Linked DNA regions of Homo sapiens: region 2 is linked to region 1. The links are chromatin contacts, found by Hi-C or POLR2A ChIA-PET in ENCODE. All regions are on one chromosome and are shown on one strand. The core of a region is the stretch at or near the end of the contact, and the rest is flanking DNA. Distances in the headings are between cores, read along the strand shown.

Region 1 (6,679 bases), core at 2,684-5,183:
CTCTCCGCTGTCAGCTGTGTCTGAACCCTCACACAGGTGGGTTCTGAGGCTGCACGGACGCTGAGGGAGAAACCCTGGTTAACTGTGACTGATGGAAAGCACAGCCCATGATCAGTCTGTGCATGAGAAGGTGTAAGTGGTGGCGGGACTTCCCGACGTGAGGCTGCTGTACCCAGCGCCTGGTGGACGCTGCGTCAGAGCACGTGGACTCAGGGCTCTGGTGATGGGCATGGCCCTGCTGCCCCGTGTCTACCATCCCAGGTGCGTGGAAGGCAGAGGAGCATCACCTTGTTCCATCAGAAACTCAGGCTGCTGGAAGTCTGAGAAAGCATAAAGATGGTTGACTGCTCGACAGAAAGGCACTGGCTCTTAGTCTTAGTCCCGAGGTCAGCGGCCACGCACACAGGGGTGTGTGAACAAGGTGTGAGGATTTAGGCAAAGCGGTCGGAAGACGGAAGGAAATGGGAAGGAAAGAGAAACAAGAGACAGAGCTGAGTTAGTCAGAGGCTCGCCACCACGTGCAAGTTCTTCTGGTCACTCTGGGCGGACACTGGTGCCCCCCACCGTGACCCGCCAGCCCCTCCCACCCCCTGCTTTATGCCTTCTGCAGGTCCCGCTGTGTAGCTGTTCATAAGCATTCCCGGGGCTCTTGTGGGACGCAGAGACCCACAGCAATACAGGGGCTTCTAAACAAAGGGTGGGACGGGGAGGGTCCTCACTGGCATTCCCAAAGTGCCCACCCATCCTGGAGATGAGTTGCAGAGCAGAGGGCCTGTGGTCAGACACATCCGGGGGCGTGGCCCTCGGCAGCCCCGACTCTGGAGGCTGCGTGCACAGTGCATGGAAGAGCCCAGACTCCTGCGGGGAGAGGCCCTCCTAACCCCCCGAGTTCAACTCCTGCCTGCTCAGGCATCTTTGACCAAGCACCTCTGCAGCCACATGCACCCAGGGGCCAGGTGGGGCTGAGACTCGTGCAAACCCCAAGCCACACCACTGTGGCCACAGCTAGGGGCCCAGCAGACACCCCCAAGCTGCACCTGCTCTCTCTCGGGGTCAGACCCCCAGCCCTGCTGTCTCTTCTGTGCCTGATGTCCTTGTTACATGTGTGTCTGCCACGTCCCCATGTATGGGATGTGGTTATGAACACGTGTCCCATGCACAGAGCCCTGTCATGAACACGTGTGCCCGCTGTGGAACTGCACAGCTAAAGAGCTCAGTAACCAAGGACCGTGCTTAGAGAAAACCACCACTGGACAGCTGCTTCTCGGGCCACAGGCAGGGCTGGGCAGTGAGTGGCTGCTTGGGGCCGGTGAGTTTCCCCTGAAGCACTGGGGGCCGCGGAGTCTCAGCCAGGGCCCCGGCTCCTGCTCCCACTGTCTCCCCTCCTGCACAGAGGCCCCTCAGTGGGACCTTCTTATAAGCAGCCAACTGGCACGTTCTGCTGCGTTTCTCCTGCCTGTGGCCCCCGAGTCAGTGGAGCTGTGTGTGGACATTTTCACTACATTGAGAGGCAGTCTCTTCACCACGAGTTTTGCTCGCTCTGATTTTACAAACTGTGGCAGGAGGCATGAAGGAGGGAGTGCCGGGAACTGGTGGCATCGGTTTCAACATTTCAAATCGGCACCAATGTCCCAAGAAAGCTCTCAAGCCAGGGTCCCATTCTGATTGTTGGAGGTGGGTGGTGGGTGAGGCTGTGCCCCCCAAGGGAGGGCAACCTGTCTTCCCTCCCAGCACAGCAGCACCGCTGGGAGCCAGCCCCCGGGTGTCTGAGCTACGTGAGTGAGTCAGGGCTGGGGCCCCGGCCCCCACTCACTCCCCGTCTTCCTCCCACCTGGGGAGCCTCACACCCTGCAGGAGCAGCCACTGCCAGGGGCCCCCACCCCTCATTTCCCCATTGGGCTTCAGCACTGCCCAGTCCAGGGCTCCACCTCAAGGAGTGATTGGAAATTTCGGGGATGAAACTTGAAAACTTGCATTGTTAATAGAGTCCTGAGGGACCGTGACAGGTGCAGCGGCCCTCTGAGGACAGGCAGGCTTCCCAGTAAAGCAGCAGAGGTGGGTCGTGGTCACTGCCTCTGATTTAGGGTTGAGCTTGAAGGCAGAGGCCAGCTGCTGAAAAGGATGGGGGACCGGGAGCTAAGTCCTCACACCTGCCAAACCCTGCACCTGGGGGGACACTCGGCATCGTCACGTCTTCCCTGGACCCAGAATTCTGCTTGTGCCTAAAACTTGGGAGTGTGTAAAATAAGCAGCTCCACCAATACCAGCATTTCCTGATACAGATGCTACCGTTTCCAGCCAGATTTACCATCCTTAAAAATTATGTAATTCAACCTTTTAAAGTAATGATTAATTTTAAAAAAGGTTTCCATTTACATGAAATAATTTGCCTTTTGCATCAGTCTTTTTTCTCTTATTTGTGTCTCATTTCAGATGACTGTTTAGGTTGAAACATAAAATTAGACATCGGTCATCGCAAATGTACCTGATGTTTAACATCATGCACCGTCAGGACACTCATTAGTGATACCTGAACTGATCACGTTTCATGAAATCCAAACCTTTCACACTGTCTTTCAAAACGGTCATCTCCCAATCCTAAGGCCAGGGCCCTGAGGCACCCCCGCCCCGGCTGGGGACACTCCGTACCTGGACTCTCTCTGTTGCTGTTGGCCACAGCTGCCGGCACAGGACTTTCTTGAGGACGTCGGGAAGGAGGCTGATGGTCACCAGCAGCACGATGGCCAGCCAGGCGGGCCCGCTGGACAGCATCTGGATGAACACGTAGTACATCCTCTGGTAGTTGAGGAACGGCCTGAGGGGCAGGGAAGAGAAGCCGCTGGTGAGGCATGTACTCCCTGGGGCTGGCCTCTCTACTCACTGGAGAGGCCGTCTGTTCAGGGAGTTTACACTTTTGTCAGTGAGAGTTGCTTGGCAAGCCACGGAGCCTGCTCTGAATTTATCATATAAAAAATGAACACTGAACCTCCCGGTAATGCTGGGGTAAGAGGAACGGGAGAAGGAATTCTATGAAGTCATCTCAAATGGGACATAGAAGTCTCTGAAGTTCAGTTTCACAGAAGCAAAAAAAAAAAAAACAAAAAACAAAACACAAAGGGATTGAAATAGGGATGTTTTTCTATCTTGAAGTCTCGGATGGGAAGGACGTCCCGAGCACTGGTCGTCAGTACAGAGCAAGCAATGACTTCTCTCCCCAGAAAGAGGATGATTCAAAGACGTCTGCGTCAGCCTCCATGAGGGAGGCTGGCAAGGATGCAGGGACCAGTGACCCGCAGCCAGCCCGAGCCCACAGGTCCACGTCTATACGTGCCTTCCGGTAACGTTTCCTGATCGCCTTTCACATCCCAGGCACTACGGATGGTGGCAGAGACACAGAGATAGGGCCCCAGCTCCAGGAAGCACAGTGAAACTGGTGTGTGGACAACAGGAGGGAAACGGAAGCAGGGCATGGTGGGTAACGGGAGGGACACGCAGCTGCTGGCAGACCTGGGATGGGGCTGGGGGCACCCACGTGGTGCTGGTGGCGGGCAGGAGGATGGGGTCTCATCACCAAGCGGTGGTGACATGGTGAGCTCCCAGCACATCAAAGACGTGGGGTCAATGTTTTAGGAAACAATGTGAGAGGCTGTGGTTCTACCAAGGCTGACGGGCTGTGGCTCCTTGGCTACAAAGCCCAGGAGCTGGTCAGAGAGGTTTGGGATGGAATCTTCCTCTTACAGAGCCATCGCCTTCAGGGCTGTTAGAATGGCCGGGCTCTCCAGAGCCGGGCTGGGCTCTCTAGAGCTAAGCAGGTTTCTCTGGGGCTGACAGGGTGCCTGACACCCTCCAAGCTGGGCTGTCATCTCTGAGACTGTGTAATGCAACTTGGGGCCACCAGGGGCCGCTGGCTGAACGAGAGAATCCGGAGGGACTCTTCCTGGGCTGAGAGTCCCGCCCAGGTCAGGGGCCCTGAGGGATCCTGAGTGGGTTGCTGGCTTTCCCTAGGCCGGCTACTGACCCCAGGTCTGCAGAGGGCTGTGGCAGAGGCTGCTGCGCTGGGGCTGAGACTGGGACCTGGCCCTGGGCCCATACCACTCAGCGTCGTTTCCTGGCTTACAGCGACAGTCTCTAGACTGACCACCCTGCCTATGTCGCTCTCACCAGCTCAACACGCAGCCACCGTGGGGTTTTTAAAAGAGCCACTCAACTCTGCTGTGCTCTGCCTCGACTGACCACGACAGCCTCGAGCCAGGATCCTCACGGCCGGCGGTCCAGGAGGCCACCATGCCTGCTCTGCAGCCTGGTCCGGGCCCCTCTCCGCTGGCCACGGCTCCCACTCACGGAGGACCTCCTCCCGCCCGGGCCTGCGTGCCTGCTGCTCTCCCCCAAACCAGAGGCTCCCCGATGAGTCAGGCTGCTGCGGGCAAGGTCCAGCCCCACCATGCCTGGGCCCCATCTTGCTGCGGGGCGTGAGGATGGAGTGAGACAGGACCTGTCGAATGCCTGGCCAGTGCCTCGTTGTGGGAGGCGGTTACCAGCTGGGACTTGCTGTGATGATGGCGCTCTTCTTCCAGGTTTCAAATGACTGTTTCTGAAAAGTCACCTCTGGCCTTTCAATCTGACATGGGTCCCCTGGTGCGGAATCCTGGTCTGTTCCTCCGTATAACTCGTCACAAGCTGTTATCAGTTAGCGTCTTTCTCCCCCGGAAGATGCAAGTCACCGGAGCAGGAACCCCCCGGTGTCTTGCCCCCGACTGTATCCCAGGACCCCACGACACCCAGCACACAGCAGCCATTCAACAAACACTTGCCCCAACCAACAGGGCCGCACGGAAAATGTGTCTTCAACCCTTGATAAAAAAATAACAACCACATGATATTTATCAGATTATCAGCTACTTATCAGATATTTACCAGATCACTCCTCCCCAGAGAAGCGAAAAGACAACGTAGAACAGCAGCGACCCCCAGATGACAAAATGGTTGATCCAAGTCCAGTAGTGTGTGTCCAATGCAAGCTAAAAGGAAAAAAAAAAGGGCAGTTAACGGTGTCATCTGAGCAGTGAGAATGATCGTGATGGGCAGGACAGAGAGCCGGGGGGTGACGAGAAACTAAACCAAACGCAAGACCCAGCAATGACGACTCAATGCCTGCAAAACACGGCTCAGGAAGACAAAGCCACACCTCACACCGCTCAGGAAGACAAAGCCACACCTCACACCGCTCAGGAAGACAAAGCCACACCTCACACCGCTCAGGAAGACAAAGCCACACCTCACACTGTTCAGGAAGACAAAGCCACACCTCACACCGCTCAGGAAGACAAAGCCACACCTCACACCATTAAGGAGACAAAGCCACACCTCACACCACTCAGGAAGACAAAGCCACACCTCACACCGCTCAGGAAGACAAAGCCACACCTCACACCACTCAGGAAGACAAAGCCACACCTCACACCGTTCAGGAAGACAAAGCCACACCTCACACCATTAAGGAGACAAAGCCACACCTCACACCACTCAGGAAGACAAAGCCACACCTCACACCGCTCCAGAAGACAAAGCCACACCTCACACCGCTCAGGAAGACAAAGCCACACCTCACACCGCTCAGGAAGACAAAGCCACACCTCACACCGCTCAGGAAGACAAAGCCACACCTCACACCGCTCAGGAAGACAAAGCCACACCTCACACCGTTCGGGAGACAAAGCCACAGCTCACACTGCTCAGGAAGACAAAGCCACACCTCACACTGCTCAGGAAGACAAAGCCACACCTCACAGTGTGAGTGGAGAGGAAGAATGTGGGGACGCCACAGCCCTGGGTCCTAGGTAAGGGAGCCATGGATGTATTTCCCAGATGGCAGCATGCGGGCCACAGACCAAGGTGTTGTTTATATCGTCACCGAAGAAAGTCATTCAGATTAAGGTGTTCTTTATGTCTCTACTGAAGAAAGTTACTTCTTAAAATTTTTTTGAGACAGTCTCGCTCTGTCGCCCAGGCTGGAGTGCAGTGGTGCGATCTTGGCTCACTGCAACCTCCACCTCCCGGGTTCAAGCGATTCTCGTGCCTCAGCCTCCCAAGTAGCTGGGATTACAGGCGCGTGCCACCATGCCCGGCTACTTTTTGTGTTTTTAGTAAAGATGGGGTTTTGCCATGTTGGCCAGGCTGGTCTCGAACTGCTGACCTCAGGTGATCCATCCACCTTGGCCTCCCAAAGTGTTGGAACTACAGGTGTGAGCCACTATGCCTGGCCAGAAAGTTACTTTAGAGTCAGGTGTTGTTTACATCACTATCTAAGAAAATCACCTTAGGAATGTTTTGGTATCACTTTTTAAGACTCAGTCTGATAGGTTTTGAGATTTCATAATGATATATTCTGTATATAATTTCACTGAACTTTAAAGAGTGAAATTTTTCAAAATACATTAATTTGTTTCAATTAAAGTGTATTTTGATGGCGCTGGGGGGAGGGCTACTTGCCACTGAAAACAATTCTAGCCTGAATTCTTTCACAAAGAAGCAGCTTGCTCCCGAGGTTACCTCCGGTGTAGCTCTGGGGTTTGCACATGGGGTGGCCGGGTGTGCTGAGTGGCTGTGCATTACTTGTCTAAACAGCAGGACAAGGATGCCCAGGGGTGCCCCAGGAGCCAGCCAAGGCTGGGTGGAGAGT
Region 2 (6,679 bases), core at 3,876-6,375, 69 kb before region 1:
ATTTTGCTCTTCATTTTCTAGAGAGGTAGACAAGAAGTTCTTGAGGTAGAAGCTGAGATTGATTTGAGACTTTTCCTATTTTCTATTGCATGCATTTTAGTGCTAAAAATTCCCCTCTCAGTACTGCTTTAGATGTGTTCCATAAATTTTGATATGCTGTATTTTCATTTTCTTTGTTACAAAGTGGCAAAAAACTTGACTGAATTGTGTCCATGTCCTAGGACTTTGTGGAAGGCAGAGCTTAAGAGTGATGAACTAAGATAATTTGGCAGAAGAAATCTCTAAGCAGCAAAGTATTCAGAATAGTTTTCCTTAACTGCTTATGGTAAAATTTGAGAACAGAAAATTATTTAAGGACAAAATTTATAATTAAAAGGGAAGCAGAATATAAAGATTTAAAAATTCTCAGCTTGGCCATGTAAAGAACAACAAAGAGTATTTAGGGAAGAAAACCAACAGTGTGGCCTACTTTCATAAGATTAGTATGGATTGAAGGAAGCCTGGTGTTATTCATAAAGATTATGGACTAACGGCCCCAAGGGCATTTCGGAGATCTTCAGGGTTGCCATGCCCATCACAGCACAGAATAGTTTAGGGAGAGAAGCCCAGGACACCCATGCAACCTCACTGCCCACAGCCATCTGAGGTCTCTATTCTCCACATTCTGGCACAGCACTCCTTGGTCACACAGCTATGGCTCAGGTGTCCAGAGGATGCAAGCAGTCATCCTTGGCAGAGTCCACGTGGTGCTAATTCTGCAGGCACACAGAGTGCAAGAGCTGTGGGGGCATGGCTTTCTCCTCCACCCAGACTTCAAAGTATGCTGTGGATAGCCTGGGTGCCCAGGCAGAGACTTGTTGTAGGGACAGAGCCACCACAGAGAGTCTCCACCAGGGCAATGCCTAGTGTAGCTGCGGAGGTAGGGCCACCCCTGAGACTCCAGACCTACTGAGCCACCAGTGTGTAGCCCCAGCCTGGGAGAACTGCTGAGGTGAACTGAGCCCAGCAACCCCTGGGGGCAGGGCTGCCTGAGACCTGGGGTGCCCAACCCCACCCCAGGGTGTCCAGAAGGTGGGGCATGGAGTCGAAGATGATTCTGCAGCCTTAAGATTTAATGTTGTTTGCCTTGTTGAGTTTTGGACTTACTTGGGGCCCGTTACTCCCTCTTGCCTATTTTTCCTTTTGGAAGGGAAATGTCTGTCCTATGCCTGTCCCACCATTGTACTGTGGAAGCACAGAACTTGTGCGATTTCACAGGCCCACGGTTGGAGAGGAACTTGCATCAGATGAATCGTTCCTTGAGTCTCAGTCACACCTTATTTAGAGGAGACTCTGGAATTTAGATTTTTGAGTTGGTGTTGGAATGAGCTAAGACTTTTGGGGTATTGAGATGGAATAAATGTATTTTGCATGTGAAAAGAACATGCATTTTGGGGAGCTGGGGGTGGAATGCTATGGTTTGTATGTGTCCCCTCAAAAATCACACGTTGAAACCTAATAGCCAATGCTGTGAACAGGCGGGGTCTTTGGTAGGTGGTTAGGACAAGGGCTCCTCCCTAACAGAGGCTTCACTGGCCCTCCTGCCTTTCACCCTGTGATGCTGGCTCCTTGATCTTGGACTTCCCAGCCTTGGGAACCATGAGGAAATAAATTTCTGGTTTTAATAAATTACCCAGTCTGTGATGTTTTGTTATAGGAGCACAAACACACCACAGTAGACAAGCCCTGCGTTTAGGACGCACGAGACCAAAAGAAACCCTGGGAACTCACCCTGCCACTGCTCCCTGGGTCCTCAGGCCCGTGACTATTCTGCCTCCTCCTCCCCCCCTCAGAGTTGTCCTGTGTGTGCTTCCTACATTGAGTCCAGGGTTCTTTGTTTTACTCTTGGGAAGAGCAAGAAAAAGTATGTCTGTTCCACCTTCCTGGGATGAAGTCTTTTGTGGGTTAGTTTCTAAAGTAAAGCCACGGGATACGCATCCTCACAGTGCCTCTTCTGACTACGAGTCCTAAATACACCCTTTATTCAGGTTCTGTATCTGAATTCATTCAAAAGGAAGTCCTAAGACAACAAGGAGTGTTAGGTGTCAGTTTCACCACCTAAGAGGAAAACAATGACCTTGAGGAAACCTCATCTGTGACACCCATTTTCATCACAGCAAAATCTCAAGGGGGCTGGATCAGCAGACACAGAACTCTAAGTCCCTCTGAGCCCTCTGGAATACAACCCTGACTTGTCTTTGTAGTTCCCACTTCCAGCCCATTTGTACAATGTTTAATTTCCTATAGTAAGGCATGTACTTCAATATAGGTTTTAAAAATTAAACAAAGCAATACGTTTACCACAAGGTATCTAGCTACTGATTATCTCATGTGGGTCACAACCACATGTGTTTTATTTATTTAGGGATTAAAGTTACTATAGTTTTTTTTTTTTTATCAGAAAGGGAGAAACATTATCTTTAGTCATATGTATTTCTTGGAGGATCTTGGATAGTTTTAGTCAGAATACTTTGGCAGGGTGGCAAAATGATGCTTCCTACATAAATTTTGACATTTCAAATAAAAAGATGATAAAGTGAAAAGTGATTTAAAAATTTTAGCATGAGTTATCAAAAGCTCTAGAATTTCAACAAATACAAATGGAAGAGAGTTTAAAATTTCAAAGACAAATATTCTCAAAACATGATACCCCAGAAGAGCCCGGGCTGGCGTGCTGATGAGCTCAGGTTTCCGGTCTGAACACGCAGCAGCTCCTCACCTGTCTGAAGCCACATGGAAGCCACAGGGACAGTCCCAAAGAGAATAAGAAAATTAGAAGAATAAAGTACACGGCACAAACCCATCTCTCCATGGGCCCCTCCTCATCAATTCACCATCTACATGTTACTTTTGTACATCTATGATGAATGTCAGTGCCAACCCAATTATTGCTTTTGACAACCACACTTACTGAAGGTACAGACTGTGCCAGGCACACTTTATCATTCTCCCACTAGACAGAACCGCCATGATGCAAGATGCCATCCCATTTCGCAGACCAGGGCATGAGGCCATGTGAGCATCCAGGCTTGTCTCCCACTCACTGTGTCTTCCTGCTCAGCAGGGCAGGAACTGCTGCTCAAGGTCAAAAAGGCATCCCAGAAGAATGGTGCCATCACTGCAAAGCAGTGACTACTTTAAACAAATCTCATAAAAAAAGATCCCAAAGATAGTGAATCAAAATCATTTCTTTATATAATAAGCACTTTAAAAAACATTAATAGACTTTATATTTTAGAGCAGTTTTGGGTTTTACAGAAAAATTGGGCAGAAAGTACAGGGAGTCCTCGTATACTCCCCCTCTGCCCCACTTCCTTCCACAGTTATTATAACTTCTTGCATTGGTGGCCCATACATTACAATTTGATACATCATTACTAACTAAAGCATATCGTTTACTTGAGGGTTCATGCTTCCTGTTATGCAGTTTTAGGTCTTGAGAAGTGCATAATGTCATGGATCATGCAGAATAGTTGCACTGCCCTAAAACTCCCCTGTGTGATAAACACTTTTTAAAATCAAAAAGGCAATGGAACATTCTGTATGACACTGCAATGGTAGATATGTATATAGAGCACCAAGACTGAGCCTAAACAGCAGCTCCAGGCAGGACCCCACTCCCTTCAGGGCCCACCCTGCACCATCTTCCTCAAATGTTTTATACAAAAAAAAAAAAAAAATAGTGGTGCCTAATTGGCATTGCATCGATTTTCTTAAGAGCCAGGACTAACACAAAGTGATTTCAAAGCTTCCATTAGGACACCATGAACACTGGGCCCACGGTGGTGGCATCAGGCAGACCTTGCTCCCTTCTGCACAGAGCTTGCAGAGAAAGCCCAGGCAAGTAGGGTGGAGGGCCTTCCCTAAGAGGCTGGCTCTTTCAGAAGTTCAGGTTTGGCCGGGCGCGGTGGCTCACGCCTGTAATCCCAGCACTTTGGGAGGCCGAGGCGGGCGGATCACGAGGTCAGGAGATCGAGACCATCCTGGCTAACACAGTGAAACCCCATCTCTACTAAAAATACAAAAAATTAGCCGTGAGCCGAGGTTGCGCCACTGCACTCCAGCCTGGGCGACAGAGCGAGACTCCGTCTCAAAAAAAAAAAAAAAAAAAAGTTCAGGTTTAGCGGGACAGGACTGACAGATTGACAGCTCTTCTGCGGCTTAGCACTGGTGGTGCATAGCATTCCTGGAACGCATACTAGGAACGCGACCCTTGAGCAGGCGGCATCCCCCAACTCCACAGAGAGACCCAGGTGTTCACCCAGGCCAGATGGAGCAGTAACAACGTCTGTGCTGCCCCGAGACACCAGAGCACACATACGCTGTAGGGATTGGCCCAGTCTGCGAACCCCACTCATGACGGGGCCAGAGCAATGGATTCCCAGTAAATGAGGGTCATGAGCTTGCTCTTCACCCGGGACCCTCCCTTCATGGCCCGGGACCCTCCCCTCACAGCCCAGGACCCTCCTCTCACGGCCCGGGACTCTCCCCTCACAGCCCAGGAGCCTCCCTTCATAGTCCAGGACCCTCCCTTCACGGCCTAGGATCTTCCCCTCCCCTCACGGCCCGGGACCCTTCCCTCATGGTCCGGAACCCTTCCCTCAGCCAAGACGCTCCCCCCACAGCCAGGGACCCTCCCCTCACGGCCTAGGATCCTCCCCTCCCCTCAAGGCCCGGGACCCTCCCCTCACCCGGGACCCTCCCCTCACGGCCCGGGACCCTCTCTGCGCCCCTGGCCCGCAGGGCTCAGCTCCTCAATGCTGGTCTGAGAGGCCCGAGAGCGTCTCCCTCTCAGTTCTCAGTTCTCGGGGCCGCGCTGTCCCCGCTGCCACCGAGATCCCCTCACCCCGCCTACTACGCCTCCCGCCAGGTCCTTCCGGTCCGCCTGAAGTCTGTGGAGGCTTCCAGAAAATGCTCCCAGATCTCCGCCGGCCCGAGCCGAGCCACCGCAGGCTGCTCGGGCTCCCGGCGGTGTGGTCCCTCCAGGAGGGAACTGCGAGCGCTCCCGCCTTCCCCGTCTGTCCCCGGGTAAGGGACTGGCCGGCAGGTCCCGCCCCCCGCGCCTCCTCTGCGCCTGGGCGCCTGCACGGGGCCTCCTCCTTGAAAGGCGCGGAGTCTCGGCTCTGGCTGCGGTGCTGCAGGCGCAGCCTCCCTGGAAGGCACCGCGCCGGGAAGAGCGGCCCGTCTCTCAAAGCCCGGGCCGCCGCGCCCCGGCCCCTGCAACCAAGGCGGCGCCTCTCCCGGGCGCCGGCGCCCTCCGTTGGGCGTTCACGCCTGCGGCGCGGAGCCGGGGACCGGGAGCTGGGAGCCGCCGCCCTCCCCGCGCCTGGGCTCTGCGGCCGGGGGCCCTAGAGCTCGACCGCGACCCCCCAACCACAGCCTCGGGAGTGGGGCGCACAGCGTCGGGACTCAGCACAGGCGCCGCGGGCACAGGCGTGGCCGCCCCACCTGTGCCAGTGGGAAACATGGTGAGGACAGAAGTCCACTGAGGGCTGTCACCTGCGATCCTTTAAGTCACACCTGCTGAGCCCTAGGCTGGATGCTCCTCGCAGCTGTTTCTGACAGCCTTCACCTCAAAGTTTACCAGGTTTTTGCTAGAAATCTCTCAGGCCTCTCTGAGCGCCTTCCTGGCTCTGCATTTCCATTTCTTCCAAATGGCATTCCAAAATGTCCCCATTATCTTCACACACCATATCCTTTGGACACATGTCAATCCTAAATACAGAAGGAAAAATGGAACAGCAGCTCACGAGGGTGCTGTCCCACCTTTCCTGCCCAACAGCACCCTCTGCTGGCATGTGGGGATGGTGCGGAGAAGGACTTAGTAGGACATGGCCACGCCTACCAGGTGGGTGGAGAGAATGTTAAGTCACCCACAATAGGGGAGCAGAACCACATCAAGAGATGTCCCTGCCTGCACCCGCTGCACATTCCTGCAGGCAAAACTTGGTTACCTGCATCTGAACTCATTCACTTCGTTTTACACGTAACTAGACAGAGTTTTTTTACTAATTTAAAACTAGACTAGATTTTCTTAGAATAAATTATTGTGTAAATCAGACAGGTGGACTGTAGGGTCCAGCCCCACAGGGTCAGTGGGTTTTCTCCCCGTGTGTGGAGACGAGAGAGTGTAGAAATAAAGACACAAGACAAAGAGATAAAAGAAAAGACAGCTGGGCCTGGGGGACCACTACCACCAAGACACGGAGACTGGTAGTGGCCCCGAATGCCAGGCTGCACTGATATTTATTGGATACAAGACAAAGGGACAGGGTAAGGAGTGTGAGCCATCTCCAATGATAGGTAAGGTCATGTGGGTCACATGTCTACCAGACAGGGGGCCCTTCCCTGCCTGGCAGCCGAGGCAGAGAGAGGAGAGAGAGAGACAGCTTACGCCATTATTTCTGCTTATCAGAGACTTTTAGTACTTTCACTAATTTGCTACTGCTATCTAAAAGGGAAAGCCAGGTGTACAGGATGGAACATGAAGCGTGACCACTGAAGCACAGCATCACAGGGAGACGGTTAGGCCTCCAGATAACTGCGGGTGGGCCTGACAGACCCTCCACAAGAGGTGGAGGAGTAGAGTCTTCTCTAAAATCCCCCCAGGGAAAAGGAGACTCCCTTTCCCGGTCTGCTA

What was found. Hi-C counts contacts between places; a loop is a spot of excess contacts on that map. ChIA-PET counts read pairs that join two places held with the same protein, here RNA polymerase II (POLR2A). Pooled maps may share reads with other maps.
Region 2: a loop to region 1 is called in a pooled map, with 5 times the contacts of the local background. The contact joins two enhancer-like sites. A Hi-C loop is called at or near these places in 1 of 168 maps with a recorded cell type or tissue (PC-3) and 6 of 50 pooled maps. POLR2A ChIA-PET finds 5 or more read pairs at or near these places in 1 of 52 experiments (PC-9).

The regions. Positions count from the first base shown.
Region 1 is chr13:112,871,912-112,878,590 of GRCh38, reverse strand. ATP11A (ATPase phospholipid transporting 11A) reads right to left here. Exons shown (of 30, transcript NM_015205.3): 27 at 4,915-5,018; 28 at 2,650-2,815; 29 at 288-374. The coding sequence ends at 297. Among named protein-coding and RNA genes, the nearest start is that of MCF2L-AS1, 93 kb to the left of the region's middle. RefSeq lists a silencer at 3,170-3,359 and enhancers at 5,250-5,299, 4,921-5,420, 5,421-5,922, 5,062-6,261. Within about 2 kb of position 3,933, at least 20 of the 41 ENCODE cell types and tissues checked have a DNase peak (open chromatin) inside an H3K27ac peak, as active enhancers do.
Region 2 is chr13:112,942,042-112,948,720 of GRCh38, reverse strand. It overlaps a transcript of MCF2L not described here. Among named protein-coding and RNA genes, the nearest start is that of MCF2L-AS1, 23 kb to the left of the region's middle. RefSeq lists a silencer at 5,030-5,209. Within about 2 kb of position 5,125, at least 16 of the 41 ENCODE cell types and tissues checked have a DNase peak (open chromatin) inside an H3K27ac peak, as active enhancers do.